Regions from separate parts of the Mus musculus genome. Here region 1 is linked to region 2. The links are chromatin loops, found by intact Hi-C in ENCODE. Cell type or tissue: gastrocnemius. All regions are shown on one strand. Links, peaks and the distances in the headings refer to the core of each region. The heading gives the core; the rest is flanking DNA.

What was found. Hi-C counts contacts between places; a loop is a spot of excess contacts. Peaks named below come from ENCODE experiments on the same cell type or tissue, not always from the same donor. Only the 100,000 strongest peaks of a DNase experiment are listed, where the experiment ranks them.
Region 1: a loop joins it to region 2, with 16 times the contacts of the local background. A loop is called at or near these places in 18 of 42 quality-filtered maps.

What each region holds. Positions count from the first base shown.
Region 1 is chr1:165,244,873-165,260,413 of GRCm38, reverse strand. It overlaps a transcript of Tiprl not described here. Among named protein-coding and RNA genes, the nearest start is that of Tiprl, 16 kb to the right of the region's middle. In gastrocnemius, for the core only: a CTCF peak has its summit at 8,176 (motif pointing left); a DNase peak (open chromatin) is centred at 8,193; H3K4me3 peaks cover 309 bases; H3K27ac peaks cover 447 bases.
Region 2 is chr1:165,309,307-165,325,537 of GRCm38, reverse strand. It overlaps Gpr161 (G protein-coupled receptor 161), which reads right to left. Exons shown (of 6, transcript NM_001310429.1): 3 at 14,545-15,269; 4 at 8,194-8,298; 5 at 6,670-6,789; 6 at 1-4,102. The coding sequence ends at 3,837. Among named protein-coding and RNA genes, the nearest start is that of Gpr161, 22 kb to the right of the region's middle. In gastrocnemius, for the core only: a CTCF peak has its summit at 4,785 (motif pointing right); DNase peaks (open chromatin) are centred at 3,852, 4,806 and 8,295; H3K4me3 peaks cover 257 bases; H3K27ac peaks cover 408 bases.

The sequences.
Region 1 (15,541 bases), core at 4,641-12,640, 69 kb after region 2:
GCACTAAATAAAGATAGAATATAAAAATCAGTAAGGGAAAAAGGTCAAGTAACATATAAAGGCAGGCCTATCAGAATTACACCAGACTTTTCACCAGAGACTATGAAAGCCAGAAGATCCTGGACAGATGTTATACAGACACTAAGAGAACACAAATGCCAGCCCAGCCTACTATACCCAGCCAAACTTTCAATTACCATAGATGGAGAAACCAAAGTATTCCACGAAAAAACCAAATTCACACATTATCTTTCCACGAATCCAGCCCTTCAAAGGATAATAACAGAAAAAAAAAAATACAAGGATGGAAACCATGTTTTAGAAAAAGCAAGAAGTATTCCTTCAAAAAACCTAAAAGAAGACAGCCACAAGAACAGAATGCCAACTCTAACAACAAAACTATAAGGAAGCAACAATTACTTTTCCTTAATATCTCTTAATATCAATGGACTCGGTTCCCCAATAAAAAAACATAGACTAACAGACTGGCTACACAAACAGGACCCAACATTTTGCTGCTTACAGGAAACCCATCTCAGGGAAAAAGACAAACACTACCTCAGAATGAAAGGCTGGAAAACAATTTTCCAAGCAAATGGTCTGAAGCATCAAGCTGGAGTAGCCATTCTAATATCTAATAAAATCGACTTCCAACCAAAGTTTTCAAAAAAGACAAAGAGGGACACTTCATACTCATCAAAGGTAAAATATTCCAAGAGGAACTCTCAATTCTGAATGTCTATGCTCCAAATGCAAGGGTAGCCACATTCATTAAAGAAACTTTAGTAAAGCTCAAAGCACACATTGCACCTCACACAATAATAGTGGGAGACTTCCAGACACCACTTTCATCAATGGACAGATCATGGAAACAGAAACTAAACATGGACACAGTTGAACTAACAGAAGTTATAAAGCAAATGGATTTAACAGATATCTACAGAACATTTTATCCTAAAACAAAAGGATATACCTTCTTCTCAGGACCTTATGGTACCTTCTCCAAAATGGACCATATAATTGGTCACAAAACAGGCTTCAACAGATACAAAAATATTGAAATTGTCCCATGCATCCTATCAGATCACCATGGACTAAGGCTGATCTTCAATAACAACATAAATAATAGAAAGCCATCATTCACGTGGAAACTGAACAACACTCTTCTCAATGATACCTTGGTCAAGGAAAGAATAAAGAAAGAAATTAAAGACTTTTTAGAGTTTAATGAAAATGAAGCCACAACATACCCAAACTTATGGAACACAATGAAAGCAATTCTAAGAGGAAATCTCATAGCTCTGAGTGCTTCCAAAAAGAAACTAGAGAGAGCACACACTAGCAGCTTGACCTCACACCTAAAAGCTCTAGAACAAAAGGAAGCAAATTCACCCAAGAGGAGTAGATGGCAGGAAATAATCAAACTCAGGGGTGAAATCAACCAAGTGGAAACAAGAAGAACTATTCAAAGAATCAACCAAACAAGGAGCTGGTTCTTTGAGAAAATCAACAAGATAGATAAACCCTTAGCTAGACTCACTAGAGGGCACAGGGACAAAATCCTAATTAACAAAATCAGAAATGAAAAGGGAGACATAACAACAGATCCTGAAGAAATCCAAAACACCATCAGATCCTTCTACAAAAGGCTATACTCAACAAAACTGGAAAACCTGGATGAAATGGACAAAGTTTTAGACAGATACCAGGTAACAAAGTTAAATCAGATCAGGTTAATGATCTAAACAGTCCTATATCCCCTAAAGAAATAGAAACAGTCATTAATTGTCTCTCAACCAATAAAAGCCCAGGATTAGATAGGTTTAGTGCAGAGTTCTATCAGACCTTCAAAGAAGATCTAATTCCAGTTCTTCACAAACTGCTCTACAAAATAGAAGCAGAAGGTACTCTATCCAATTCATTCTATGAAGCCACAATTACTCTGATACCTAAACCACAGAAAGACCCAACAAAGATAGAGAACTTAAGACCAATTTCCCTTATGAATATTGATGCAAAAATACTCAATAAAATTCTCGCTAACTGAATCCAAGAACACATCAAAACAATCATCCATCCTGTCCAAGTAGGTTTCATTCCAGGGATGCAGGGATGGTTTAATATACGGAAATCCTTCAACGTAATCCATTATATAAACAAACTCAAAGACAAAAAACACATGATCATCTCGTTAGATGCTGAAAAAGCATTTGACAAAATCTAACACCCATTCATGATAAAAAGTCTTGGAAAGATCAGGAATTCAAGGCCCATACCTAAACATGATAAAAGCAATCTACAGCAAACCAGTAGCCAACATCAATGTAAATGGTGAGAAACTGGAAGCCATCCCACTAAAATCAGGAACTAGACAAGGCTGCCCACTTTCTCTCTACCTATTCAACATTGTACTTGAAGTTCTAGCCAGAGCATTTCGACAACAAAAGGAGATCAAGGGGATACAAATTGGAAAGGAGGAAGTCAAAATATCACTTTTTGTAGATGATATGATAGCATATATAAGTGACCCTAAAAATTCCACCAGAGAACTCCTAAACCTGATAAACAGCTTCGGTGAAGTAGCTGGATATAAAATAAACTCAAACAAGTCAATGGCCTTTCTCTACACAAAGAATAAACAGGCTGAAAAAGAAATTAGGGAAACAACACCCTTCTCAATAGTCACAAATAATATAAAATACCTTGGCGTGACTCTAACTAAGGAAGTGAAAGATCTGTATGATAAAAACTTCAAGTCTCTGAAGAAAGAAATTAAAGAAGATCTCAGAAGATGGAAAGATCTCCCATGCTCATGGATTGGCAGGATCAATATAGTAAAAATAGCTATCTTGCCAAAAGCTATCTACAGATTCAATGCAATCCCTATCAAAATTCCAACTCAATTCTTCAACGAATTAGAAAGAGCAATCAGCAAATTCATCTGGAATAACAAAAAACCTAGGATATCAAAAACTCTTCTCAAGTATAAAAGAACCTCTGGGGGAATCACCATGCCTGACCTAAAGCTGTACTACAGAGCAATTGTGATTAAAACTGCATGGTACTGATATAGCGACAGACAAGTAGACCAATGGAATAGAATTGAAGACCCAGAAATGAACCCACACACCTATGGTCACTTCATCTTTGTTTGACAAGGGAGCTAAAACCATCCACTGGAAGAAAGACAGCATTTTCAACAAATGGTGCTTGCACAACTGGTGGTTATCATGTAGAAGAATGCGAATTGATCCATTCCTATCTCTTTGTACTAAGGTCAAATCTAAGTGGATCAAGGAACTCCACATAAAACCAGAGACAGTGAAACTTACAGAGGAGAAAGTGGGGAAAAGCCTCAAAGATATTGGCACAGGGGAAAAAATCCTGAATAGAACAGCAATGGCTTGTGGTATAAGATATAGAATTGACAAATGGGACCTCATAAAGTTGCAAAGCTTCTGTAAGGCAAAAGACACGGTCAATAAGACAAAAAGGCCACCAACAGATTGGGAAAGGATCTTTACCTATCCTAAATCAGATAGGGGACTAATATCCAATATATGTAAAGAACTCAAGAAGGTGGACTCCAGAAAAATCAAATAACCCCATTAAAAATGGGGCTCAGAGCTAAACAAAGAATTCTCACCTGAGGAATACCAAATGACTGAGAAGCACCTGAAAAAATGTTTAGCATCCTTAATCATCAGGGAAATGCAAATCAAAACAACCCTGAGATTCCACCTCACACCAGTCAGAATGGCTAAGATCAAAAAATCAGGTGAGAGCAGATTCTGGAGAGGATGTAGGGAAAGAGGAACACTCCTCCATTGTTGGTGGGATTGCAAGCTTGTACAACCACTCTGGAAATCAGTCTGGCGGTTCCTCAGAAAATTGGACATAGTACTACTGGAGGATCCTGCAATACCTCTCCTGGGCATATATCCAGAAGATGTTCCAACTGGTAAGAAGGACACAAGCTCCACTATGTTCATCCCAACCTTATTTATAATAGCCAGATGCTGGAAAGAACCCAGATGCCCCTCAACAGAAGAATGGATATAGAAAATGTGGTACATTTACACAATGGAGTACTACTCAGCTATTAAAAAGAATGAATTTATGAATTTCCTAGGCAAATGGATGGACCTGGAGGGCATCATCCTGAGTGAGGTAACCCAATCACAAAAGAACTCACATGATATGCACTCACTGATAAGTGGATATTAGCCCAGAAACTTAGGATACCCAAGATATAAGATACAATTTGTAAAACACATGAAACTCAAGAAGAAGGAAGACCAAAGTGTGGACACTTTGCCCCTTCTTAAAATTGGGAACAAAACACCCATGGAAGGAGTTACAGAGACAAAGTTTGGAGCTGAGTCGAAAGGATGGACCATCTAGAGACTGCCATACCCGGGGATCCATCCCATAATCAGCCTCCAAATGCTGACACCATTGCATACACTAGCAAGATTTTGCTGAAACGACCCTGATATAGGTCTCTCTTGTGAGGCTATTCTTGGGCCTAGCAAACATGGAAGTGGATGCTCACAGTCAGCTGTTGGATGGATCACAGGGCTCCCAATGGAGGAGCTAGAGAAAGTACCCAAGAAGCTAAAGGGTTCTGCAATCCTATAGGTGTGACAACAATATGAACTAATCAGTACTCCCCGGAACTCTTGACTCTAGCTGCATATGTATCAGAAGATGGCCTAGTCGGCCATCAGTGAAAAGAGAGGCCCATTGGTCTTGCAAAGTTTATATGCCTAAGTACAGGGGAACACCAGGGCCAAGAAGTGGGGGGGGGGGGGATGGGGGGCAGGGCATGGGGAACTTTTGGGATAGCATTGGAAATATAAATGAAGAAAATACCTAATTAAAAAGAAAGAAAGAAAATGCCTTACAGCTGAATTTAGGGAGGCAATTTCTCAACTGAGGTTCCCCTCCTTTCAGATAACTCTAGCTTGTGTCAAGTTGGCATAAAACTATCCGTGCAGCCAGCACGTTCTAGAGCTAATACACTGTAAGGAGAATGTCCAGTATAGAGGAGTCGGCAGCTTCTTCTGAGACTGTGGGTTCAACTTCATCACAACCCTGCCGCGTAAATCTGATGATCAAGGCAATTTTCCAGCCTTGCTCTGTGAAGACATCTATCTCATCCCCCTAAAAGCCTATACGTTTTGCTACATGTAGAAATGGACCCTTCTAAAGTCACAGAAACAAATCAATATATCAAGGGTATTTTGCCTAAACTAAAGGAAAAAATCACTGAAGAAATGGTTGGTTCATATTCATCAGGACACATAGCAACCTCCAGAAAACATTCTTTCTTAAATCTTACTTTTATTTAAAAACTCATTTGTGTAAGTGTGTGTGTGTGTGTGTGTGTGTGTGAGAGAGAGAGAGAGAGAGAGAGAGAGAGAGAGAGAGAGAGAGAGAGAGAAAGAGAGAGAGAGAGAGAATACAGTACCCATGGAGCCATGGAGTCCAGAAGAGGGTGCCTGCCAGATCCCCTCGAGCTGGAGTTACAGACTGTTGTCATTGTGAGTTGCTGGACTTAGGTCCTCTCCCATAGCAGCAAGTATTTTTAACCACTGAGCCATCTCTCATCTCCAGTAGAGAGATCTCTTGTTTAAGTTGGCAATAGATAAATGCTGAAAAGTTTGTTGTTGTTGTTGTTTTTTAATCTGTTTTAACTTTGTTCTTTGACTCTAACATGTCCCCCCTGGGTTTCTGCAGTAAAGGCTGAGTATTCAGCTTGGGACCAAGAGGAGGTGGAAATTTCATAAGAACGGGGGCCTTAGGTTAGGTGCAGCAATGGGGCCCCATAGTCCCTACTACTTGAGGGTACTAAGGAGAGGGTGGGTTCAATTGAGTCTAAGTGTGGGACCCCATCTCAAGAACAAATCAAAGTATAAAGGGATGGTATCTAGTGAGGGGCTCTTAGGTCACTGGGGCTCACCCCCCAAAGAAACCTGTGGTGCCCGAATCCCTTCTTTTTCCTTTTGGCTTCTCAGCTACTCTGAAATGAAAGTCTTCATTCCTCTTCATGCTCCCGCAGTATGGTCCTAAAGGCCCAAAGCAATGGAGGAAGCCAGTTGGTTATGAACTAAAACTCCAAATCTGAGAAGCAAAAGGAACTTTTCTTCTCTGAGTCGATTCATCTCAGATGTCTGTCTAACACAAACTTCAAATAGTAATTCCTGACTTAGTTTAGAACCAGACAAGAAGAAAACCTGGTGTAATGGGAGACAAGTCCTTCCCAGCTACCTTACAATTTTCCTTGGAGTAGGCTCTCTCTCTCTCTCTCCTGTTTGATATTAGGTGTGGCCAATGCTAGTTGGAAGTTACCCCTGGCCATCCACCAAACTGAAATGCAAAGACCACAGAGTATTTATTTTTCCCAGGTAAAATTAGGAAGTTTTGGAACCAGTGCTCTTGCAGGATGGAGAAAAAAAATCATTTTTCTTCTTTTTTAGGATATTAAACTTTTTGTTGTCCTGTATTCATTATTTATAGAACTGGATTTCATAAGGACGTTCCCTTTTTTAAAAAATCCACTATTCATGGAATTGTATCACATAAGGACATTCTTACATGAGGACACACATTGAGCATACTTCCTCCCACACTCCTCCCTTAGGCCCATTGGCTCTTGAGTTCACTTCTATCTTCATGTCATATGTACATACATACATGAATCCATTTTTCCAATGCAGCCCTGAACCTTGGAGAAGGTCTCTTTTTCCACGGGCCTTGTTCAGCTTTAGAACTCTATATCACGATGCAATTAACATATCAAATTAACAGCTTTCTTTAAATATTTTTAAATATTTGTTTAGCATGTTTGCATGTTTAGAGAGAGGTCCGTGTGTAACCGGCAGAAGTTGGCTCTCCCCTTCCTCTGTGTTGGTTCTGGAGATCAAACTCAGGTTGCTAGGCTTGGTGGCAAGCTCCTTTACCCACTGAGCCATCTCGCTGACCCTAAATCCACAACATTCGATTATTGCCATTGGTTTTTAAAATATCCTGTCATACACCTACCTTTTATTTATTTGTATGTGTGGGTGGGTGGGGGAGGGAGGTGTCTTGCATGTGCCATCAAGAAGTATGTGGAAGTCAAGAAGACAACTGTACAAGTGGGCTCTCTTTTTGTACCACGTGAATCCTGGTGATGAACCACAGGTCCTCAGGCTGGGTTTTTGTAAGAGCATCAAGAAGAAAAGACAGACAACAGGGTTTACAGGGTCGAGTAGTTACAAGGAATGAATGGAAGCAGACTGAGTTTTTTTCCTTTTTCAGTCCAGTTAGGAGCAGCTAGGGAAACAAGGTTCCTGGTGGGTAAAATTAAATGTCAAGAGATGGTGAACATCGAACAGCAAACAACACCTTGACCTGCTAAGCCATCTCACTAGTCCTTTAAAGGACAGATTGCGGTATTAGAGGAAGTCCACCCCTTGAAGGCTGAAGATCTGGATTTGAAACATGACTCTAATCCCAACTTGCTGTTGGGCAGTGGAGATGAACAATCAAGACCCTTTGAGACTGCCTAGGGATAAAAAACAAAACAAAACAAAACAAAACAAAACAAAACAAAACAAAAAAACCAAACAAACAAACAAAAAAAAACTCAACTCTGCTTTCACTGAGCCCTCCTGGAGAGCTAAGGAAACCCTAATCCGAAGCAGGCGGCCCAGTTTTCCCCTCCTGGCCAGTGCAAGGAGATCAGGACTGAAGCAGAAGAGGAGGTTGGAGGTGGAAGTGAAAGGGGTGGATGGGATGGAAGAGGAGGGCGCTAAGGGGGTCCCAGGGCTGGGGGGAAGGGGAACAGGTTGGAAAATCTTCCCGAGGTAATGAGGTCACGCCTAGGGAGACAAGACTGAGACAAGAAGTGTTGAGAGACAGCGAGTTTCCCCCACTCTCCCGTGATGGCCACAGGACAAGGCTGCGACCCATCAGCTGTGACAATGTACAGTCTTCTTTCATCACCTTAAACTCGAAAACCATGTTAGCCATAAAGCTGGGCCTTCTCTTTAGTTCTCTGTATTTGCCCTTGGTTTGGGAGAAAATAGTGACGAAAAGGGTTTTGTTTTGTATTGTTTTTTGTTTTTTCGTTTGTTAGGTTTGGATTTTTCCACCTCTCTTTTCATGCCAAGAGAGCAGATGTCCCCTAGTGGCCAAAGTTGGATCTGCAGAAGCCACATTTTGTGGCTTGGGGCCGAGGTTCCAAGTGGTGAGCAAAAGCTGCCCTGGGAACCACTCTGGGAACTTTGATGGGAAATGGAGGCAGGAAGAAATAAAGGAAAGGATAAGAAGCAGCAGAAGATGACCGGGAAGGCAAACAAGAAGGGACACATGTAGTGCCAATATGAGTGCAAACAAAACAAAACAAACAAACAAACAAAAACCAACAACAACAACAACAAAAAACCCTTCTAGTCCAATACAATGTAATAATGTCTTTCTCTTTCCTGAAGCTTTAGACTCACTGAATATTTTAATGCTATGAATGATAGAAACTTCACAGAGTAGCATGTGGTGGTTCATGCCTTTAATCCAAGCACTAGGAACACAGAAGCGGGTAGATTTCTCTGAGTTTCAAGCTAGCCAAGGCTACCAGTGAGATCCTGTCTCAAAAAAAGGAAAAAAAAATGTATATATTTGGAGAAAAAATAATATTACTGCAAGAATCATTCCAATTTCAGCTTTGGTGATGGCCCTATGTCACACAGTATGTATAGACTTAAAACTGAATTTAAAATATTTTGTTGAAAATCACTTCTCGGGCTGGAGAGATGGTTCAACGGTTAAGAGCATGGACTGCTCTTCTTAAAGGTCCTGAATTCAATTCCCAGCAACCACATGATGGCTCACAACCATCAATAATAGGATCCGATGCCCTCTTCTGGTGTGTCTGAAGACAGCTACAATATACTCATATAAATAAAATGAATACATCTTTTTTAAAAGGTGATAATTAGAAAGAGAGAAAGAAAGAAAGAAAGAAAGAAAGAAAGAAAGAAAGAAAGAAAGAAAGAAGGAAGGAAAGGAAAGGAAAGGAAAGGAAAGGAAAGGAAAGGAAAGGAAGAAAGAAAGAAAGAAAGAAAGAAAATCACTTCTCTATTGTAAGGCTAAATGTGAAATGTCCCATTATGGATGGCCTCCTGTGTAACTAGGCTAACACCAAAAAACTATGAGAAAAGATAGCTTAATTTTTTAATATTTATTTTATTTAGTGTGTGTGTGTGTGTGTGTGCCTGGTGCCCACCAAAGTCAGCAGAAGGGGTTGGATTCCCTGGAACTGGAGGTACAGATGGTTGTGAGTCACACGTCGGGGCTGGGACTCAGATCCAGATCCACTCAAGAGCATTGACGTCCTGAACTGCTGTGGCATCTCTCCAGCCCAAGGTAACTGTGGCCAGTGAGATGGACAGCTAGTAGGACATAACATTTAAAGTTGAATTGTGTTTTTCAGGATGTGTGTGCTACTTACACAGGCTGTTGGATTATGAGGAGAAATGTTTACAATGGAAGCCTTTGGTAAGGGGAGTTCCCATGAAGTGGCTGTTCCTTGCCCATTACACATTTCTTCACCAACCCTGCAGTGAAGGGGTTTTTTCTCTCCTATTCAAAACTTTCACATAGAACTTTGAAGTGGCTGTCACGACTGGGTCCTAACACCTGTTAAACAAATGTTTCTGTCTGTAGCTTATCCTCAGAATAACATGTTCTGCATATTTGTTTGCACTTTTACTTTTGAGAAGAAGGTTTTTTTTTTTAAATAAGGCCTAGACTATCCTCAAACTCATGATCCTCCTGCCTCAGCCTTGAAAGCGCTAGGATGATAGGCCTGTGCCCTCATATTTAACTTTCAGACTAACATTTAGAACCAGGGCATCACACCCTCAGGAACTAGGGAAAATATATATTGCCTTAGCTATTGGAAAGCAGCAGGCAACAGGGATGACATTAAAATGCATATTATAGGCCCAATGCCCCAGGGAGTGGGCACTCTTTATGTCTTTATATATCTTATACATGGAGAATTAGACCATTGTCTTCACAGGAGAATTGGACGGAAGGGGAGACCATCATTACTGTGTTAAGAAAAGTAAGCCAGATCTAGAAAGATGAAACACAGCATATTTTCTCTCATGTGCAGACTCTAAGGAAACAAAAGTAGGAAGAGGACTGTTGGGACTTATTTCAAAAACAAAACCTTCTTCCCAAAAGTAAAAGTGCAAACAAATACGCAGAACATGCTATTCTGAGGATAAGTAGACAGCAGGGGAGTAAGAGTGGATAACAGGGAGGTAAACATGATCAAACACGTTTTCTATGCAGATGAAAATGTTAGAATAAACACGTTATTCTGTATAGTTGATATGCACTATTAAAATACTTAAAATATAAGAATACTCCAACAGTACATTGAAATTTAAAATGTAGACTGTACAACTCTAGCTATGATGGTGGGTTAAATATATAAACATATAAGTATTCAAGTGGAATGTTCCAGAAGAGGGCAAAGACAAGGGAAAGTTGAATTGATTTTTATGAGACGAAAAACAAATTTCTTCTGAGATTTTTCTGATACATATAATTATCATTGTCTAGAGCCTTTTGCTTTAACAGAAAAGAAAGGAGCTAGCCTGTGTCCTAGCAGGAAGAAAATGTTTCTGGTGTGGATCCTAACTCTTGTGGTCTTCAGGAAGAGACTTGAACGCCCTAGGCTCTAGGAAATGGTACCTACCTTAGAGGTAAAGGTCTGTGGGTAGCCCTCATGGACCAAGCATATGAGAAATGCTAAACAGTGGCCAGGCTTGGTGGCACGTGGAAGGTTGAAGCAGAAGGAACTCGAGTTTAAGGCTGACCTGACTACAGGGCGAGACCATGTCTCAAAACAATCAGCGCTGGCGACGTGACTCAGCAGCTAAAGACCCTTGCCAGCAAGACCTAGTTCAATCCCCAATCCCACATAAAGGTAGACCTAGAGAGAGCTGCCTCCACAAAAGTTTAGGACAGACAGACAGACAAGCAGGCAGGCACATACACACACACACACATACGAATGATAAACAAGCAGACAGTAAAATAAATGTTAAACATACTCATGATATATTAATTTATGAAAATATTAATTTTTATTTTGAGCTTTACTACTATGGATTCCTTCAGCAGAACCCCAGCAGTCTGTATGGCTCTCTTGGCTGACCGTAGCTGACCACTGCCTCTGTTCCTTTTCTAGCCTTGTGAACAACCTCAGCTGTCTACTCCTGAATACTGCAGATTAGCACTTGGAAGGCTTCTTTCCTTCCTTCTGTGTGATTTAACTCCTGCTTTGCCTTAACGCAGACACTGTCCATGCTCTTCCTTTTCTGACACTAGGCTCCACCCCTTTTTCTGAGCCCCTGAGGCACGCCCCTTGTTCTCTCCTTGATCACACATCTGATGTGTGTAAGTGGCAGACACGCCAAGGGATGTGGATAATTTGCCCTTACAGAGGTGATACACATGGATTGTTCTATGTCTTTGAATACATACACATCTCCTTTCCTAACTACCACTGCCCACTCCCCAAAGTCAAAAGTAATGTCTTTTACATCACTCAAGCAAACCTCTGAGAATGTACTTCTGGTCTTCAGGTTACCACTTTCCAATTACAATGCTGATAGTATAGGCATGTACTACGGGTGGGCTTTTGTTTGTTTTTATTTTTATTTTTGTTTTGTTTTGTTTTTAAGGCAGGGTCTCTCATATAGTTCTGGCTGTCCTGGAACTCACTGTGTGGACCAGGTTGGCTTCCAGCTCACAGTGATCTACCTGCTTCTGTTTCCAGAGTGCTGGGACTAAAGGCATGTACCAGCACACCAGGCTGGGTGCTTTGTTCTTTGTTTTAAGGTGGGGATTTTTCTACACAGGCTGGATTATAGATGCTTACCACCATATCCATCTTTTACAATATTATCTGCATTGAGCCAGGCATGGTGGTTCACACCTTTAATCCCAGCCTTTGTAAGACAGAGACAGGCAGATCCCTGTGAAGTTGAGGCCAGCATGGTCTACATTGTGAATTCCAGGACAGCCAGCCCTACATTGAAAGACCCTGTCTCAAGCAACAACAAAAGGAACATTATCTGTGTTGGTGCCTTGAATACAAAGGCAACGTGGACAAGCTGTCCTGGATGAGATGCAGTCATTCAGTCAGGCATCCCTTCCCCCCTCCCCCTTGTATTTACCTTCGAATGCCCCATGTAATAATTTTAAAGTGGCTGCTCCTGGGCATTATGGCCCATCTCTACCCACAATCTAGTACCTGTCTGTATCCTTAATCTCTCCCCTCTTTCCTTAATCTAGCACCCACCAACCAACTTCAGACACCTAGGAATGCCTGGTTCCTGTTCAGGAATGCCCAGAACAATATGGTCTTAGCGAGATGGCTGACTGTGAAAGGCATGAGAACCTAGGACTTCTGTATGAAGTGCTTACCTTGGACACCATTCTTTAGCTGTTCTTGTAGCCCTGTTTGCCCTGGAACTTGCTCTGTAGACCAGGCTGGCCTTGAATTCACAGAGATCTGCCTGCCTCTGCTTCCCGAGTGCTGGGATTGAAGGCTTGAGCCTCCACCTTCACCACCGCCACCACCACCCAGCCTGAGTTATTCTTAAGATGCTAGTGAACAAGGACCTGAACTCACGGGGTTTCCGGAGCACTGTGGGAGGGGTCGAGCGCACACTGTATCTTTTTGAGATGACTTTTACTATTATAATCCAGAAGCAGGCTTTTAAAAGTCAAAGTGCAGCCGGGAGTGGTGGCACACGCCTTTAATCCCAGCGCTCAGGAGGCAGAGGCAGGCAGATTTCTGAGTTTGAGGCCAGCCTGGTCTACAAAGTGAGTTCCAGGACAGCCAGGGCTAAACAGAGAAATCCTGTCTCGAAAAAACCCAAAAAATAAAAAAATAAAATAAATATATAAAATTAAAAAAAAAAAAGTCAAAATGCAGCAGTCCTGCTGACTCAGACTCCAGTCACCACACACAGTTCTGTTTTGTTTTGCATAACTGTCCTTGAAACAACCTCAGCTTGCCCTCAGAGAGTTTATTAGCGTTTAGGGAGGGAAGAGGCTCTTATACCCTGACACATCTTGACGGACCTGGTTTATGGCCAAGCTTGAGTAAGCACCCTAGCTTTCCAACACCCTGACAGTTGTTTAGGGAGGAACCACTATCGCTCCCAGAGGATTTTACACCAGATGTGCTTTTAGTGGGCGAACAGAACTATTTCTTGGGGGGGGGGGGGGGATAGTTAATTGGAAAGAGATGGGAGAATAACATGATAGGACAGTTAAATTGACTCCCTAATTGTGCCTTTATTAGGAAATGCTTATTAAACTGAATTAGAATTATACAAAAGTCAATTAGTTTTGATTCTGTTAGGAAAAGATAATCGTTTTCATGTTTATATAATAATGGAGTCCAATATCATCTGGGCCTCTTATTTTTATTCTGCAACTTGAGACGGCCAGTACATTTCCCTGAAGCCATGTGACGAGACAGGGTTTCTCTGAAATGGATGGCTTCTCTTTCTGCTTCACTAATGAGCCCATCTTATTTCCAAGTAGTGCCACAAGGGACAGTCAGGGATAGACAAACTTAGATGAAGTCAACTTCTGCTCTTCTCTCGGCTCCTGACAGCGAGAGTCTTTCTTGTGCATCCTCTCTTCCCCCTAGAACATGTGAGTTGCCTGTATAAAGGCACTGGCCACCAAGCCTGATGACACCAAGCCTGATGACACCAAGCCTGATGACCTGAGGTCAGTTCTGGGACCCACATGATGGAGGGAGAGAGACTCCCTCATGTTACCCTCTGGCATCCCAGCACTGCTCGTGCAGGCTCGTGTCTCCATGTGTGCCTACACACACTAAACAAATGCAAGAAGACGTAAAGAGTGGATGGGAATCTCAGATCTCTGAGTTCCACCCTTGTTTGCTTCATGGCAGAGAATCTGCATGTCTTAGTCAAGGTTTCCATTCCTGCACAAAACATCATGACCAAGAAGCAAGCAAGTAGGGGAGGAAAGGGTTTATTCAGCTTACACTTCCATGTTGTTGTTCATCACCAAAGGAAGTCAGGACTGGAACTCAAGCAGGTCAGGAAGCAGGAGTTGATGCAGAGGCCATGGAGGGATGTTACTTACTGGCTTGCTCCCCTGATTTGCTTAGCTTTTTCTCTTATAGAACCCAAGACTACCAGCCCAGGGCCGGCACCCCCCACACTGGGCCCTCCCACCCTTGATCAATAATTGAGAAAATGCCTTACAGATCTCATGGAGGCATTTCTTCAAGGGAAGCTCCTTTCTCTGTGATGATTGCAGCTTGTGTCAAGTTGACACACAGAACCAGCCAGTCCACAGCATATAGGAATGAATGTGTCTTTTCTCTCTCCGTGCCTGATGCTTTGATGCCTTTGCTTACGTGACATAAACATTTTCTGTGTGCAGGTGTCCGCCTTCTCTACTTACTGCCCCGACTTCAGTCCTCAGGGCTGCGATGCCTCTTGTGGTTGGCTGTAGGGCCTACATTGTTCTTTCCACAACCTAGAGCACCCCAGCTAGGTTATCGTTAAACTTCTCTTGAGGGGATGTGTCCACATCCCACAAACTGCCTTGACCCTCTGGGACCTTCTAAATCCAGCCTGCTCAGACACTAGTCTGTTTATTCCCTTGATTTGTGGGTGAGTGATTGTTATATATTCACAGTCCCTAATGGGTTTGGAAATACAAATATAAAGAAGAAAAAAATGTCTGTGTTGCATTAAAGAGGAATTTGGGGAGAATTTTGACAATAGATTTATTCACTTTAATGAGGAAATAAGTGGAGGATTGGGAATTGTTTGAAATTGTGAGGGGACTGAGAAGTATGTGGCGGTAAGTGAACATCAGGAAGTAGATTCTGGGCATCACAGCAACACAGGCTATCACAGTGACACAGGCTATCTCAGTGACACAGGCTATCATCACAGTGACACAGGTTATGCAAACTCAGCCCCTTGGAGTTGTGCTTTGGTTCTGTGGTGCCTGTGGAAGGTGAAGCCATGGTGTTAAAATGTAAGGAAAGGATTTTTTTTGATGGTCCTTCCTATTTTGACATGGAAAGCTGGATAAAATATTCTTAACTCTGGGTCATCATATTTTCATCTGTGTATGTTAATCCAGTCCACATTTTTCTGTATGTAGTTATAGATGCTCTTTATCTCCATAGAAACCAGCCACCATGGGAATTCTGAAAGAGAAGTTGAGTTCTGGCTTTTCAAGATATTTAGAGGGCTGTCTGTGCCCAAGCCTTTCTCCTACCAGAGTTTGAACAGGAGAGATGAATCTAATTTAAATCTCCTTCACAATTATTTTATTTAAAAAATAAATTAAAGGCCATTATTAGGAACATTGTTTCTTTTTTGTTCATTTTTCTTTTTTTTTAAAGATTTATGTGCCGGGGGTGGTGGCACACGCCTTTAATCCCAGCACTTGGGAGGCAGAGGCA
Region 2 (16,231 bases), core at 845-8,844:
CCTCTCTATTGTCTGCTTCTTGTCAGAATTCCTTCATTTCCATTAAGCCCTTTTGTACCGAATAGGAAATAAGTCCCCAAGCAACAACCCTCAACATGATTAAGTATCCTGAATTGGATAACATGTCTTTTGAAGGTTCCCCGTACTAGAGATCCCTGTAAAACAGGAATGAGTTGGCCCCATCAGATACACTGAAAAGCAAGGCCAGTGTCTCAGGTCTCCCTGCACCTATGTCCTGTGCTGGATGTACCATGAGCATTTCTGTAGTCTGCCAAGCACCCTGTGCAGGCGGTATCCTTGGATTCTGTGTCCCTGTATATAAATAGATTACAAAACTTCATTTTCAGATGCAAGAATAATTTGCCCCTGGACACCTAGCTAGTTAATTGGCAACCTGAAATCTTAACTCAGTCATCACACACCAGCACCATCCCTACTGTATCCCATCTGCAAAGGGAGATGGTGCATTTGAAAACTTCAATTAGTGCCTAGCACCTAATGGGCTCTTAGCCATTTTTTAAGTGAGGCACACAGTGGGACCTAATACATGCCTGTTCTTGGCCCCCTCTTGTTCCTTCCACACAGGCAGGAGGTATGAAATGAGGCTGGACATGTATCCTGAGTTCATCTCATGATCCATTGAGGAATGTCTCTCTAATCTGCAAGGCTAAGGAGCACATTGTCCATTTGAAAAAGCACTCCATCACAACAGACCAGCAAGCATTCTCACTATATCAACATTTTCTGCCTCTTGTCTATTCCCAAACTACAGTGGTCTGTTGCTAATACTGAGTTTGTCCTGGGGGTGAAGGTTTAATTCTTGGTTGAAAGATGGAATCAGGTACACAAATGAGAAATCTACGAACATTAGCACCAATGGGCCATGGTGCAGTGATTTAAGATCACCCAGCCCAGTACAGATAGTTCCTGTGAACTCCAACAGGGGTTGCATATATATATATATATATATATATATGGTAAGAATCAGCTCCAAGGCTAGGGACTTGTAGTCATGGCAGAGCTCAGAGGAACAAGCCACCATGTTTTGTTTTTGTGTTTGTTTTTTCCTCTCCACAACAATACTGCTGCCATCTTATGTCTAAGGTCTTGAACCTCCCATTTGGGTTGTCTGGCCAGGGAAAAGCAAGGTGCTGAGCTATGTACACTACAGTGCTGGACCCAGTGCCTTCTTGGATGCAACAGGTCACAGGGCTGGCATCTGGAACACAGCACAGGTACCAAGACAAGGGTAAAATCTTGTAAAGCAGCAGCAGAGATGGGCCACGGCCCTACAAGTGATCCTGTCAGAATAAGGACTGAGGTATTTAAAGCAAAACAAGTGGCCACATGTCCCACCTACCACCACCTATGGTTCCCCTGGGAAGGCCTTGGGCCTGCCACTACACAGGAATTTGCAGCAGGGTCTGCCATTACATGCCAGGGCTTAATTGGGATGGTAGGCTTCTGCACAAAAGGCAAGCGTCTTCCAGAGAGGACACAAGAGGCTATATGGAAAGACCTCTCCCCCTCTCCCCACCCCACCCCACTTCTCTCTAGCTCACTTGGGCAAACCCTGAATATGCAAAACCAATGGCTCTGGCCCCCAAATCCCCCCAAGACGCAGTCCAGATGGTCACCTGCTTCACTGGCTCAACCATAGCACCCTAGCCGGAATACTCAGACCCCGAGTAGCCACAGCTCTGCCACCACTGCTAACGCTCTACATTCCCCACAGCATCAGCGTCTGGACACCCGCGCTCTCCTTTGTGGTCAACACTGGTGCTTGGTGAGGTGCCGGCAGATCCACAGTGTTAGGCAGATGAGTAGGCTTCAAATCCTTTAAAAGGGAGGTCACATCACTTCTGGAATACTGGAGACTCCTGGGGTCAGCCAATAGGGTTCAGAGGCCTCAGCATCCTTTCCATAAAGGCTAGCCCAGGGCAGTAAGAAAAGCGCTCTCTACCCTTTGAGTCTTAAGCCAATCCATTGTACTAACTGACAACCCGCACCTAGGGAGCGTGCTCCACTTCGGTGCATACTAGGTAATTGGGAAAAGGGTCCCTCAAGACACCGGGTGAGTACTAGAAAAGGAAAACAGAATACACAGAGAAGACAGGCGCCGCAAGGAATGCAGGACCCGTCCTCCCTGCCACTCCCCTGCACCGGTGACCTGGAGTAGGTGACAAAATCAAGCACCCAAAGGCTCAAGCCAAGCCTCAGGAACCACAGGCACTGGTCACTCCAGGAACTGGGCAGCCCACAGGAAACATTTGAAAAGTAAACCACTCAATTAGCTGCCTCGTGGCAGATATGGCGAGGTCTTAGACTTCCTCTGCTCTGTGTGGTGGACAGCCCTGCTCATCGCTTCGCTTATCTAAAGCACCCAGGCTTAAGAGCAGCAGAAAAGATCATCTTACAGAACCCCCACAGCAAGCACTCAAAGCCCAAACTTGTTCTAGCTCAAAGAGCAAGAGGAGTCCAAGGCAACAAACCCCACCCACTGTCCCACATCTGCCTCAGCTGTGGCACCCTCTTCATACCCACGGCTCAGTAGTCGGCAGTTAGGACTGCCCTAGACGGCCAAACAAATAACACAAAGACAGACGTGAGGGCCAGAGCATGCAGGTGCTCTTCCTGTACTCACTGGGCACACCCTCAAAAGTATACAGATCCTAGGTCACCCACCAGTCATGTTCAGTTTGTCCCCATCTCTTAAATTGCAGATTCAGAAGCCATCAAAAGTCAGAGCTGGAATTACCTTGGAGGCTACTTGTTCCAACTCCCCACACCTTTCTTTTCTCCAAATGGCCTAGTGATGGGACAGGATGTCCCAGATGATGTGCAGACAAAAGCCAAGCTGGGTCAAGAACCCAGGCTATGAACTCGGGTCCAGTGCCCTTTCTACCTTTGTGCCAGCCCCCAAACTTGCTATGACAGTCACAATTGCCTCTGGAAAGTGAGGCCAGCTATGTTTGCCAGTCACTCTAGCATCTCCTATATCTCCCGTGTGAGGGATTTCCCCCCAAGTTCCCCTCATCTGCGTATGACCTCAAGTCCCAGGCTTAGTGATATGCCCTAACCTCCTGGTTTTATTATTCTGGAAATGAAGTGCTTGGTATTCGCCCTTGTCTTTCATAGTGGTTTCTCCCTTCTTTTCAAATAATAATAGTAATAATAAAAATCTGTCAACAAGGAAGTGGGTGGGGTGGCCACATCTTGGGTGGCCTGTGGGCTGTTTCTATTGGCCAGCAGCAGGTGCTACCCAAGAGCAAGTCCTAACTAGGGCAATAGATATGGGGTGTCTATGTGGGGTGCTCTACTCGGATGCTCTCTGGACTGTTTTTGCATTTAGTCTAGTACTTGTGGTCCCACGCTTCCTGGATCAACTACACAGAGCCCCCAGATGGTCTGACAGTGCTAGGGTGAGCCGTTCTGTCCCCATGAGGGGCACGGAGTAGGGATTGCCTCTAGAGGCCTCACTGAGACCAGGGACAGCTAAAGCAGCTGGATACCATTGAAGACAAGAGCCACATGGTGGCTTCCCTTTCACATCCACCATCTCTAGTCCTCCTGATGCCCCAGCCACATCTCCATCTGCTTCTAACGTGTGCTTTCGAAGCCTCGTTCCATCCCAGGAGCCCTGAAGCAGCCCACATGTGCTTTACAGAAGACAACTGAAGTCAGAGACTGGAGACAGTATTTTCAATCCTCCTGGCTGCATACCAGATGTTTCCTTCCCGGCGTCTGGCCCTCTCTGAGTGGTGACATGTTCCAGGGTCTTGGCACAGGCACCAGTCCCGGTAGCTCCGCTGCGGCCCCGCTCCCCTCTGAAGCTTTCATCTCTGTTCTGCAGCTAAGACATTGCCTTCTTTGATGCTCTGTAGCTGCAGCCTCTGATTCACAAGAGTTCTGCTGCCTCGACGGCCCCCAAAGCCAGCCCCTGGGACGGTCCGTGCTGTGAACAAGACCCCTGGCAGAGCCTCCTCCCCAAATAAGTTGATTTTGGCTTCAGCCTCAATGGCTTTAGCCAAGCTGGCTGCGTAACTGTCCAAGGATTTGTGTACTTCAGCTTTCACATGAAGAAGAGAGTTCTTGGCGGCCTCTGTGGGAGAAGGCAGAAAGGAAGGTTAGCGAAAAGGGATATGGTCTCTGCTGGCTTGCTACTCCAGAGAGAGCGGACAAGCGAAGATTACAGGTATGGATTTTGACATCAGAGTCCCCAGGCTAAAATCTTGGACTTCACACAATTTACATCCTGAGAAAGGCCAGACATTTTCTAGTTTAGTTTCCTTGACTCTAAAGAGAAAAGATTCACACGGTTACTGTGAATGAGTAAATTCTACCCTAAATGTTTTAGCTTTTACGTCTTCAATAGAATTTTCCTCTTGTAGCTCCTGGGTTCAACAGCCTAGGCTGTAAGCTTGCACAGACTCAAAGGCCATGTCTCCTCTCCATTTCCCTCAGAGGCTCCTTCACTGTAGAAAGCCTCACATTTAGAAGCGATGTCAACAATTCCACCATCCTGGGAAGGATTAGGAGCCGTGACACTACACTGAATGGAAAAGAGGGACAGAGGTGGCGCCTAATGACCAAACCTGAGCACTGGGTCACAGACCGTACTGCCTAAGCTCTCGGGGTCTCTAGGGGACCTTCTCCCCTTATGTTTTCTGGAGAACAGGCAGTTTGTGCCCCACTCTCCAGGAAGGAAGTGGAGACCTTAGCAGCACTAGTTTGCTCCCTACACAGCATAACTGTCATCCCCTGCTCTAGCACCTTGCTCTCAGCACCCAACCAGCAGAGGGCGCTTCCAGCCCACCCGTAGGACACAAAGGGGCAGGCTGGGATCGGCGTGAGAGGTCTGGGAAGGAGATGGACTTGTTGTCCAGTAGAAGGGGAATGTAAACTCTCAAAGCTGCTGGCTAGCTCTGTATTGAATCTGCTTTGCCAGAAAAGTAGATACTTACTTACCATCCTCTCTGAGCTCCTCTCCCACCTCTCCCCTCACGCTGCAAGGGAGTGGAGCAGGGCAGAGGGAGGCTCATTTGCATACTCAGCATTTACACCTTAGAGCCCCTGGCTCCAGCAGACTCAAGGTTCCTTATACCAGTGGCTATTCTCACTTGGAGACAGGAGAAAAAGAGACTCCTTCCTACACAGGAGTGGCTCCCCTTGGCTTGTCTGGAGTGGAAACTAGCCCCAGGTCCCTAAGCATCCAGGATGCTCTGTGTTAACAGATAAGCAGGAAAGCCCAGTCAGTGGGCTCCGGTCCCTGCAGGTTCCAGGGCCATTCATCAGGATGGCAGCTTGGCCTGCACTCACAGGGCCATATTTCCACTGTCCGTCAGAGGGGACGGGCTAAGAGGACAGGATCAGATTTATAACTGGATACTATCCATAAAGGGGAGCAACTACTGTGGACTAGGGGGCACGGAAACTATTTCATCCAGTCAGGCTAGTTCCTGAGAAAGCTGGGAATTGTTTTGAGTTCTCTCTCTGTCTCCCTGTCACTGTCTCTGTGTGTATCTGTGTGTGTGTTTGTCTGCATGTGTGTGTCCATAACTGTGTGTGTGCCTGTGTATGTATGTGTGTGTAGGTATGTCCTTGCTGTGTGTTCATGGAATCTGCTCTTTATGTGTGTGTCTATGTGTGAGTTTGTGTGTGTGTACACGTGTATGTGTATTTGTGACTGTGTCTATGTGTATGTGTGTATATGCATATGTGACTGTGTGTGTACTGGCTAGTTTTGTGTCATCTTGACACAGGCTGGAGTTATCACAGAGAAAGGAGCTTCAATTGGGGAACTGCCTCCACGAGATCCAGCTGTAAAGCATTTTCTCAATTAGTGATCAAGCAGGGAGGTCCCCTTGTAGGTAGTGCCATCTCTGGGCTGGTAGTCTTGTGTTCTATAAGAAAGCAGTCTGAGCAAGCCAGGGGAAGCAAGCCAGTAAGGAGCATCCCTCCATGGCCTCTGCATCAGCTCCTGCTTCCTGACCTGCTTGAGTTCCAGTCCCGACTTCCATTAGTGATGAATAGCAATGTGGAAATGTAAGCTGAATAAACCCTTTCCTCCCCAACTGCTTCTTGGTTATGATGTTTGTGCAGGAATAGAAACCCTAAGACAGTGTGTCTGAGTGTGTTTGTGTGTGAGACTGTGTGTCTATGTGTGTGAGTGTGTGACTACATGTATGTGTCTGTGCGTGTATATATGTATGCGACTGTGCATGGTTGTGTGTATATGTCTCTGTGTGTATCTGTGTATGTATGTGTGCAATGTGTCTGTGCTGTGTGTGTGTTCATGGTATCTGCTGTGAGTGTATCTGTGTGTGTTTGTGTATGTGTACCTGTGTATGTGACTGTGTGTGTTTGTATGTGTCTGTATGTGTGACTGTATACGTGTGTACGTGTGTGTGTGTGTGTGTGTGTGTCTGTATGTGTGACTGTATACGTGTGTACGTGTGTGTGTGTGTGTGTGTGTGTGTGTGTCTACAGCTGCATTTGTCCCACCTTGGATGCTGCTTGCTATGAGTCAGATGCCTCAAGTATCCCTAGTGGGGCTGCAGTGATGGGAAGGAGGCAGAGGCGATGAAGTCTTGGCACGTTCTGTGGTAAGAATGAGGCTAGGATCCCCTCCTTGCCCACGTGTCTACTGAGACACTCCCATAAGCCAACCTTTGATCTGTTCCACTTCGTCCTCAAATGTCACGGAGCTCCTCCTCTTGGGTGGGCAAGTGCAGTGCTGGGGAGGGTTGTCCTCAGAAGTGCCATCTTCCAACAGCATCACATCCGTCCCTAAGGCAGGCAGAGGATGCACATGTATCTACAGCACCAAGGCCTCTTCTTCCCTCTGTCATAACTGATGACCCTGGCCCCGAGCCTTCAATACCAAAAGCATGTCCAGCTGCCTGTCCTGAAGCAGATGCCCTACAAACAGCGTGGCTGTGTCATCCATCCCTGGGTTTCACAGACGGGAGGAGCTGCCACACCATCGGCTGACCAGATAATCTAGTGGACAGCACCTGAGGAGCAGCACCCAAGTCACCCGAGGTTGTCCCTCCTGCACACAACCACCTCTGCCTTGGCTTCTGTTTCCTGTTACCTTAGGGCACATGTGTCCAGGAACCCTTGGTAGGATAGGGATAGGACTTGTAGCCGGCACCTAGATGAGGCCATCAGTCAGAAGAAATCCTGTCTTCCCTGAGGCTGTCCTCTCCTCTGGTACCCAGAGGGCTGCACATTGTATGGTGTCTTAGGAACCTTGGGTCATGAGGTTCCTTCAACCTGTGTCCCTCTTCTGTGGTCGGAGGGAAAGGCCGGTCTCTGCCATTCCCCAGTCGGCTTCCCCAGAATAAGACAGTAGAGTTCCAGTCTCTGACATCTGTCCACTAAGCCTTGCCTTGCCCAGAGCCAGGGCTTGGTTCTGATTTCACTAACAGGAGAGATATCTCCTACCCTAGAGATGACTTTTCCAAAGCTCCCAGTGAGCTTTGGAATGAAGGCTCAGCTCTTAAAGGCTCACGACCAAAAAGACAAAAGTTCCCAGGGGTGTGGAAACAGAAGAGCTTGGAGTTCACTGCCTCGCTTGCTGCTTGTCTGGTGATTTGAAACCACTCCCTCTATGGCCTAGAGCATCAGCACGCACCAGCTCCAGATATGGCCAGGTGCCTCACCAACATAAATCTGTGAATAAGGTGAAGTGAGCTTCCTGTCTCTGACCATGTTGTCCCCAATCAGGGCCACTCAGCCAACATAGGATCTGGCCACCATGGCTCCCCACAAACACAAGGAGCAGGTTCTAAAGTTAGGAAGCCAGTAGCAGGAAGGAAGCTGAGAAACAAGTGGGTGGAGTCTAGGGCCTGAGCGGTCAACGATAGCATAATTAGTATAATTATTATATAATTAGTATAGTTTTTCACATTTTAACTTTTCAAAGGCTTTCTCATACTTTTCAACCTCACACCATGTGATGGGGAGAGAAGGAGACAACGGGCCCATTTAATAGAGGAGAAAACAGAGGCGTGGGAAAGTTGACAGGCTGGAAGCTGTGGCAGGAAACCTAGCTTCTGCCTCTTACCATCTCCCCTCCACAGTCCTCCACAGCCCTCCACAGTCCTTGGGGAGTGGCTGGTCTCCCAGCAGCAGTTAACACAGCCAACTTACACAAGTGAGGGGTTTTCAGGGTTTTTACAACCTTACCTGAATCCTGAGAGTAGCTGAAGCCTGTGTCACCGGTGCTGCTGCTGTGTCCCAGGGACTGTCCGCCTGCCATGAGCGCCGTGAGATGTGGGGACAGACCCAAGTCTGAAAAGCAAAGTTGGCATTGGTAGAACGGGCTTCCTGCTGGGCAGCTGCCTTCCCAGCTTCTGGCCCCCCGCTGACCTACCAACTCCTTTTTGAATTCTGTCTCTTGGAAAACTCACTCCTGATCCACTGGGAGACAGATATCCCTGGGTGCTTTCCCCGGATTTTGACCCTTGTTTCTTTCCCACAGGGAAACTTCCTGAGCATGTCAGAAACCAAGACAGGTGAGGAGAAAACTTAACAGCCATAAATAGTTCAAAAGCCTTCCCAAAAGTGGAGTCTGGAGAAGGTGCAAGGATAAAGACGTCTGTCATCTGATGGGTCTTTGTCTGTGCCATCCCATAACAGAAGAACAAAGACAGAGTGACCTGAGAAAGAGAACTGAAGTTCATGCAGGGACTGGAAAGAGCCTCCTTCTCACCAAGGGCGCTAAGGCTTCGGAGCTGCAGGCCTGGGAGACTGCCCAGTGGTGGGCGCCACCCACCATCTCAAAGCAGCTCGACCCCGCCCCAGCTCTTCCAGTCTCAGCAACCCCTCCCCAGTGTCGGAGGAGCAGAGGGGGTGAAGCAGAGGCTGTGGCACTGAGACGCAGGGGGCAGAGGCCGCTGAGAGGCTACAGGAGAACTCTCCTCTGGAAAGCCAGCCAAGAAAGCTGTGTGGGCGCTGAGAACCGGGCGCCTGTGGGATGACGCATCTGGTTCACCCCACAACAAGGAAGCCTGCCGGCCTCACCTCAGAGGCTTCCCAGCTAAAGGGATAAGCGGGCCCTCTACACAGCTATTATAGTCAGTTTCCTTAAGTACAGCTATGAGGCTGGAGAGGTGGCCTAGAGGTTAAGAGCACTTGCTACTCTTACAGAAAGTCTAGGTTTAGCTCCCAGCATACACACGGTGGCTCAAGACTTTCTGAAATCTCAGTGCCAAGGGATCTGATGCCCTCATCTAGCCTCTGACAGTGCCAGGCAGGCATACGGCATACACACACATACATGCAGGCCAGCCACTCATATTCAGTCATACAATGAAAGCAAATAAATGAAGAGGAGGAAAAAAGGGAGAAAGGGGGAGGGAGGAGGAGAAGGAAGAAGAGAAAGAGGAAGAAGAAGAGGAGGAAGAGGTTGAGGAGGAGGAAGAGAAGAAGGAGGAGCAGCATGGTTTTGGTTTAATCCTGAGTTTGGCCTTTTGCTCTCTGGTCTTGCCCTCCCTGACTCCCTTCCGTTAGGGGATGGCACAGACAGAGGCCCATCAGATGACAGTGCTGTGCTCTAAAGACTTCCAACCATAGTGTCTAAAGACTCCATGCATAGTGGTGCAGACCTTTAGTCCCAGCACTAGGGAGGCAGAGGCAGAACTCACAGGTCTCTGTGAGTTCAAGACCAGCCTGGTCTAGAGTGAGTTTCAGGGTAGCCAGGGCTACACCTGGGGCTGGGGGGAGAAGGAAGGAACAGGGACTTCCAGCCTTCCAAATCTTAAGTCAAGTATAAATAGCCTAATAGATTTAATGGGCACTATGGTTGAATGTGCCCTTTAAAAGTTCCTCTGCTGTGGGCTGGAAAGATGGCTCAGCAGTTAATAGCACTGAATGCTCTTCCAGAGGTCATGAGTTCAAATATCTCTTTTGGTGTATCTGAAGACAGCTATAGTATACTTATATATAATAAACAAATACATCTTTTTAAAAAAAAAAGTTTCTCTGCTGCGAACTTAATTCCCAAGACAACTGTGTTGAAAGGTGGGGCCTAATGGACTAATAAGAATGGCCATGAGGCTGGAGTGGTGGCCCAGAGGTTAAGAGCACTTGCCACAGGGCTGGAGAGATGGCTCAGTGGTTAAGAGCACCGACTGCTCTTCCAGAGGTCCTGAGTTCAATTCCCAGCAACCACATAGTGACTCACAACTATCTGTAATGGGGTCCAATGCTCTATTCTGGTATACTCACATACATAAAATAAATAAATAAAACCTTTAATTTTAAAAAGAGCACTTGTTACTTTTGGAGAAAGTAGCATGATTGCTCAACACCTTTTCTATAGTATAAATCACTGTTCACTATAAACCACCTAGTCTCCATCACTTTGAAATAGTAATAGAAATCAGACTAAGATAATGGCCTACCATAGAGAACAATATTCTCCTGCAAAAGACTCTAAGATAGGAAAAAGATTCCTCTTTAATTAAATCCTGGTATTTCTGAGACTTCAAGGTGGTAAAACATACTGTATACTCTTCCCTTTCTTCCTGAGAGCAAGGAGGGAATGGTGGGGGTAGTGTGACACACACACAGCGCAGCCACCTTCTCTCAGAACCATTCACATAAGCAGCTGTCAGTTTGCCTGGGGTTGGTTACAGGGCTGAAACTAGAGAAGACCCCAAAGTCTCCCTGTACCTGCTTATTGGCCTCTGAGCATGGCTATGCTCAATAGAGGGCCTGATTCCACAAGTGGAGCCCCTCGGGGACATCTCTTGCCAACTGGGATGGTGGCAGCCACAATGTTTGGATACCAGCTCTGAGGCTGGCAGCACAAAGCCAAGAACTCGTGTTTTGGTATCCTCTAGTGAGAGCGATCCTTCGAGCCAGACCACTGTGGCTCAGCTGCAAAGCATTTCCCTCCAAAGAGTAGACACAGCTACTCTTGAGATTCCACAGAACACCACCATTTCCCACGGGAATGGGACACATCTAACCCTTCCAAGGAAAACGCACAGAAGGCTAGGCCCAGCGACCAGGTCTGTTCATGCACCAGGTAGAAGGCACTTGTGCATTTTAGAAGCTGAAGAGCAGGGTGGGATTCTGAGGTGCAGCGGGAATTGAACTAACACGAAGACCTCGTGATGCTGCAGGAAAGGGGGGGGGCTTAGAACAGGAAAGGGGGAAAACTCAAAGGCCTCAGCATCACTCCCCACCCCACCCCACCCCACCCCACCCCACCCCAGACCTCCCAAGAAGGCTGTGACCTGCTTGCTTCCCAGGCTTTCCGGAGTGACTGACAGATGGGACCCTCCTTCTCTGGAGATAACTGGAGAGCTCTGTCCTCAGTCAGGGGACTTCCTCATCTGAGACGCCGGGGATCTGAGCAGAAGGATGTTTCCTTCTGACCCTTTATCCTGGTCTTTTCTTTCCTCCCTCGGCCGAAGCCCCATTTCAGGTGTGTGCTCCCGTTCAGCATTAATTCAGTACTCAGCTCACCAATCCCACTAGGGACCAACCACCACTCCGTGGCACCCCACCCACCTTAAGGTGGCGCTCCCTAGCAGCCTCCAGGTGCCCTGGAGATCCCTATTCCTACAGAAACCCCGCCCACCCAGCATGGAAATCTGCTAAGGGGACCTCACAAGCAAAAGGGCTTGGTGGCTCAGTGACAGCTGGTGTCCCAGAGTCTGAGGTGGACAGACTAAGAAAAGTAAAAGCCAGTGCTTATGAGTGAATGAGGCTCTGCACGAAGTCACCGCTGTGGTGTGCTTGGGATGTTCTGGGCATGTGCCGGATTCTGTTTCTGCCTGTGCATGTCTCAGGAACAATAATAATTCTGCCTACTGGCTTCTTAGGTGTCAACTTTTCATATGCTGCACAAATGAAATTATACAAAACCATGCGGGGGAGGGGAGGGTGTTCCATCTTGTCAGCCATCTTTTGTAACCCTGTGAATACTCGGGCACTTACCTTCCCCAAGGGTAAAGAGCAAGTCTGAAAGCAGATTGGCGATGAGGGAGGTAACCTGGGCTTAGGAATCGGTTGCATTTCAAAGCCCTGTGTGCAGAGGGCAATTCTGGTGAGCCTGACTGAGACAGGGGACTGCACGGAGGTTCAGGGTTGCCCCTCCAACAGAAGAGGATCAGGAAGGGGGTGGGTATTCCTGGCTTGGATGGCCATGAGTGTGTGCCTGGGATAGAGCCATATTCTGTCTCACTCCCTAATCCCTAAGGTACTAATGTGGCTGACCAGTCCAGTCAGGGCCCTCAGAGAAGAGCAATGGCCACTCCCCACGCCCGGCTCTGGAGTAGCCAAGGATTCAGAACCCATCAGCCCACAAGGCTGCTTCTTCCTGAATGAGCCTCAGGCCACCAATGGCTTTGGGTTTGCCAACCCAGCCACAACTGGAGCTTTCCACTGCTCCCACAGCTTGCTAGTCCCTTCCAGGACAATCAAGCAGTTCGCACAGTAAACCGTGGCCGCGACCTAGAGGCTTCGTTTTGCTCTCTCTACCCTTTCCTTTCTCATCCTCTGCCCTGGTTGTTTTCCTTCTTCCTTAGTTTCAGCGGAAGCGAAAGCATCTGCCATGCCTTTGCTAGGAAGATAACTTATTATAAAATCTGAGCCAATAAGTTCACCAACAAAATGGAGCCAAACACTGAATGTACCTTCCGGCTCCCAGGTCACACTTGGGAACATGAGTTTGTAAGTGGCCAGGGGCGGGCACTTGAGACTAATGGAGACACTGATGGTTCTCCTTCCTGTGCGCAAAAGGAAATTTACCGGGTCTCCCCTATCCAGGAATAGTTCTCCCCCAGTCCACAAGGTAAATCAGTTAGCCGATGCTTGTAACAGGCACACGGACAGAGCATCTTGTCATCTCTGGCCCTGAGTGTCCATAGGCAAAAGGGATCATGTCTTTTGCCCTCTTGAGGGTGAAGGTGAAGGATCTGTTTCCTGAGAGGAGAAACTAACTAGGTCTGGCAAGAAGTGAGAGCTACGGGCTGAAGGAGGTGCACTTGAAATCTCCTTCCAATAGCCTAGCTGGGTGATGGCTTCCTCAGCGTGGCTCTAAGATCCCAACCATGCCCCCTCCAGAGCAACAGAACCACACCTGCAGTGAGCAAGATGCACCAGGACATGCTAGAGCCAGGGGGGGGGGGGTCAAATCTCAAGGAAAAAGAGGAGATTTCCAGTCTTAAAGCATCTCCTCCAGCTTACATGCTAATTACAGTGGAATCCGCAGTGGAGGCAGAAGGCTGACAGACCACACCCAAAGCAAGAGGTCAAGGTAACTCAGCCAGTAATAAGATAGGCTGACTCTTGTGCCCCTCACCTGAGGCATGAACAGGATCCTACCAGTCCTGCAGCATTCTGACCCAAAATATCCTATCTCATTCCCAGCACCAGATTTACTCAGGAGCACTCTACAAATGGCCTGACCAACCCTTTGTAGAAGTGTCTGTGTGGAGCTAGGATATTCTGTGCGTGGGGCTCTGGGGCCTGTCTCTTACTGCAGTTATGTAGGTTGATAACACTACGAGAGGCTCCCCCCATATTATGTTTCCAACTCTTCTAAACCTGAAATTATATGAGACGAAAAAACTGAAAAACATCTAACCTCTGATTAGCGCAACTTCTCTGGGGGCTGCTGGAAGGTCTTGTGTGCGGGCGTGCATGTGTGTGGTGTGTGTGTGTGTGTGTGAGAGAGAGAGAGAAAGAGAGAGAGAGAGAGAGAGAGAGAGAGATGAGTGTGTCCCACCAGATAGAGTAGCCCTGAACACAGGACAATGACACACTGAAAGAAGGCTATGGTTATGGTTTGGCACTGGTACACTGGCCTATGCACACACCCACATAAAAGATTACCAAGGACTATCAGAAGAAACCACTGGCCTGGAGGGGAAGCTCAAGGTGACAAGAGTTTGGGAGGAGGGACAGGCTGAGTGATCCAGTGAGGTTTGGAAGGAGCATCAGAGGGAGGCCACACGGAAGGAAACTGTTTACCAAAGGAGAAGGCAGCCTGGCCCAAGGCTCTGATTCTTCCTTCTGCCAGAAGCCTCCTGCCAAAGCCGGGTGTGGTGGCGCACGCCTTTAATTCCAGCACTCAGAGGCAGAGGCAGGCGGATTTCTGAGTTCAAGGCCAACCTGGTCTACAAAGTGAGCTCCAGGACAGCCAGGGCTATACAGAGAAACCCTGTCTCAAAAAACCAAAAAAAAAAAAAAAAAAAAAAAAAAAGAAGTGGGTATCCCCTCCAGTCCTTGAGGCCCCGGCTACAGTTCCAGAAGATCAACTTCTAAATCACAAGGTCCCTGTCTCATTCTCCAGGGATGGGTACCAGGGGCTATTGTGTCCTCCTCCTTCTGCAAACTCCTTCCACAGCTAAGTGGTGGAAAGCGGTGTGGGAGTCACTGTGGCTACTCCAGTGTGGCTCTTCACACAGGACTTCTGTACCTTCAGCCTTGAGACCACAGCCACCCTGACACTGCCCTTAGCCACTGGGAAGGACCCCGGGTGACATCTGCCTGAGGTGTGAGGGTCTTTTTCCTAGTTACCTGTGATCCTGTTGGAAATGCTGAAGAGCCTGGAGGTCCTCTGTCGCTGCACAAAGGATTCCCGGTAATAACGGTCCCCAAAGCACATGCCCAGGAGCTCCTTGCGCACAGTCTTGTTCCAGAGTCCGTAGATCAGAGGGTGGCAGATGGCACTGGTAAAGGACAGCCATGTGGCCCAAGTCTCCAGGGTTGGGGAGACACAGTTCTTCCCCCAGAGTGCCTCTGAGGTAATGACAACCATGTAGGGGCCCCAGGTGACCATGAAGGCGCCAATGACCACCAGGATGGTGATGAGGGCTTTGCACTGGTTAGCTGAATAGACCACTCCTTGAAGGGCATTCCTCCTACTGCCGGAGGAGGAAGTGGAGGTACTAGAATTCTTCCTCCCGCTCCTCTGAGAGTCCTCCTCCACAGTGACCACCGTGCCACAGTGCACCTTTCGGGCCTTGACCCTGGCCACCCGGAAGATGAAACCGTAGCACACTAGCATGATGAGAAAGGGGAACAGGGCACACCAGATCTGCCAGAAAATGGTGTAGCCGGGTTCCTGGTGCCACGCGGCCACACACATCCACTTGAACTCATCAAACTCCACCGATGACCAACCAAATAGGGGCGGCAGACAGCCAATGAGAGAGTGGAGCCAGATGTAGACGAGAGCCATCACAGCTCGGTTCCCTGTGATCTTCATGGGGTACACCATTGGATACAGGACGGCGTAGTAGCTAGAAAAGAAGACAGGGAGGGGAGAGAGGAATTATCCTAATCTGCTTTCTATGCTGTGATAAACACCAGGACCAACCAAACCAACATGAGGAGGAAAGGGTTTGCTTTGCTGTTGCTTTCTGTATTGCCTTTTAAAAAACATTTAGACAGGGTCTCTTTAGCATGCAGCTCTGGCTGCCCTGGAACTCGCTATATAGACCAGGCTGGCCTTGAACTCACAGCAATCCACCTGCCTCTGCCTCCTGAGTGCTGAGAGCAAAGGAGAGGACCTGCGTGTCCAGCTTCATGACTCTTTAATTACTGTATCCTTTCCCTCGTTCCTCTCCTCCCCAACCCTGCCCTGTCTCCCTGGGCTCCATAGACATCACATAAAGATGGAACTCATCTACTCAGTTTATGGTTTTAATCTATGCTACTATCTAATAATAAAAAAATAAATAGCACCTGCCATTAACATATCTAAAGATACTAACTTTCTTTTGATTTTTTTGGTTTTAGATTATTTTATCTTATGTACATGAATATTTTGTCTGGATATATGTATATTCACCACATGTGTGCCTGATGACTGATGAGGGAAGTCAGAAGAGGGAGTCAGAGCCCCTGGAACTGGAGCTACAGACAGTGGTGAGCTGCCGTGTGGGTGCTGGGAATCGAACCTGGGTCCCCTTGAGAACCCTCAAGTACTCTTAGCCACTGAACCATCTCTCCAGCCCTAATATTTTTTTAAATAATAGTTTTGTCATAAAGATCTGGCCAAGCTACTGCGAATCCATCTTGTTTTGATGGGGTAGATGAGCTAATTCTTCAAAACAACCAGGTCTTGGTAACTCTCCGTCCTCACAAGGCACTCCCTTCATCACTGACTGACCTTGGGTCCAAGATGTGAGTCTGTCTGTGTCCAACTCTATCACCTGGTGTCTAGCTGTCAGATGCTACATGCTTGGCACACACCCTGGGC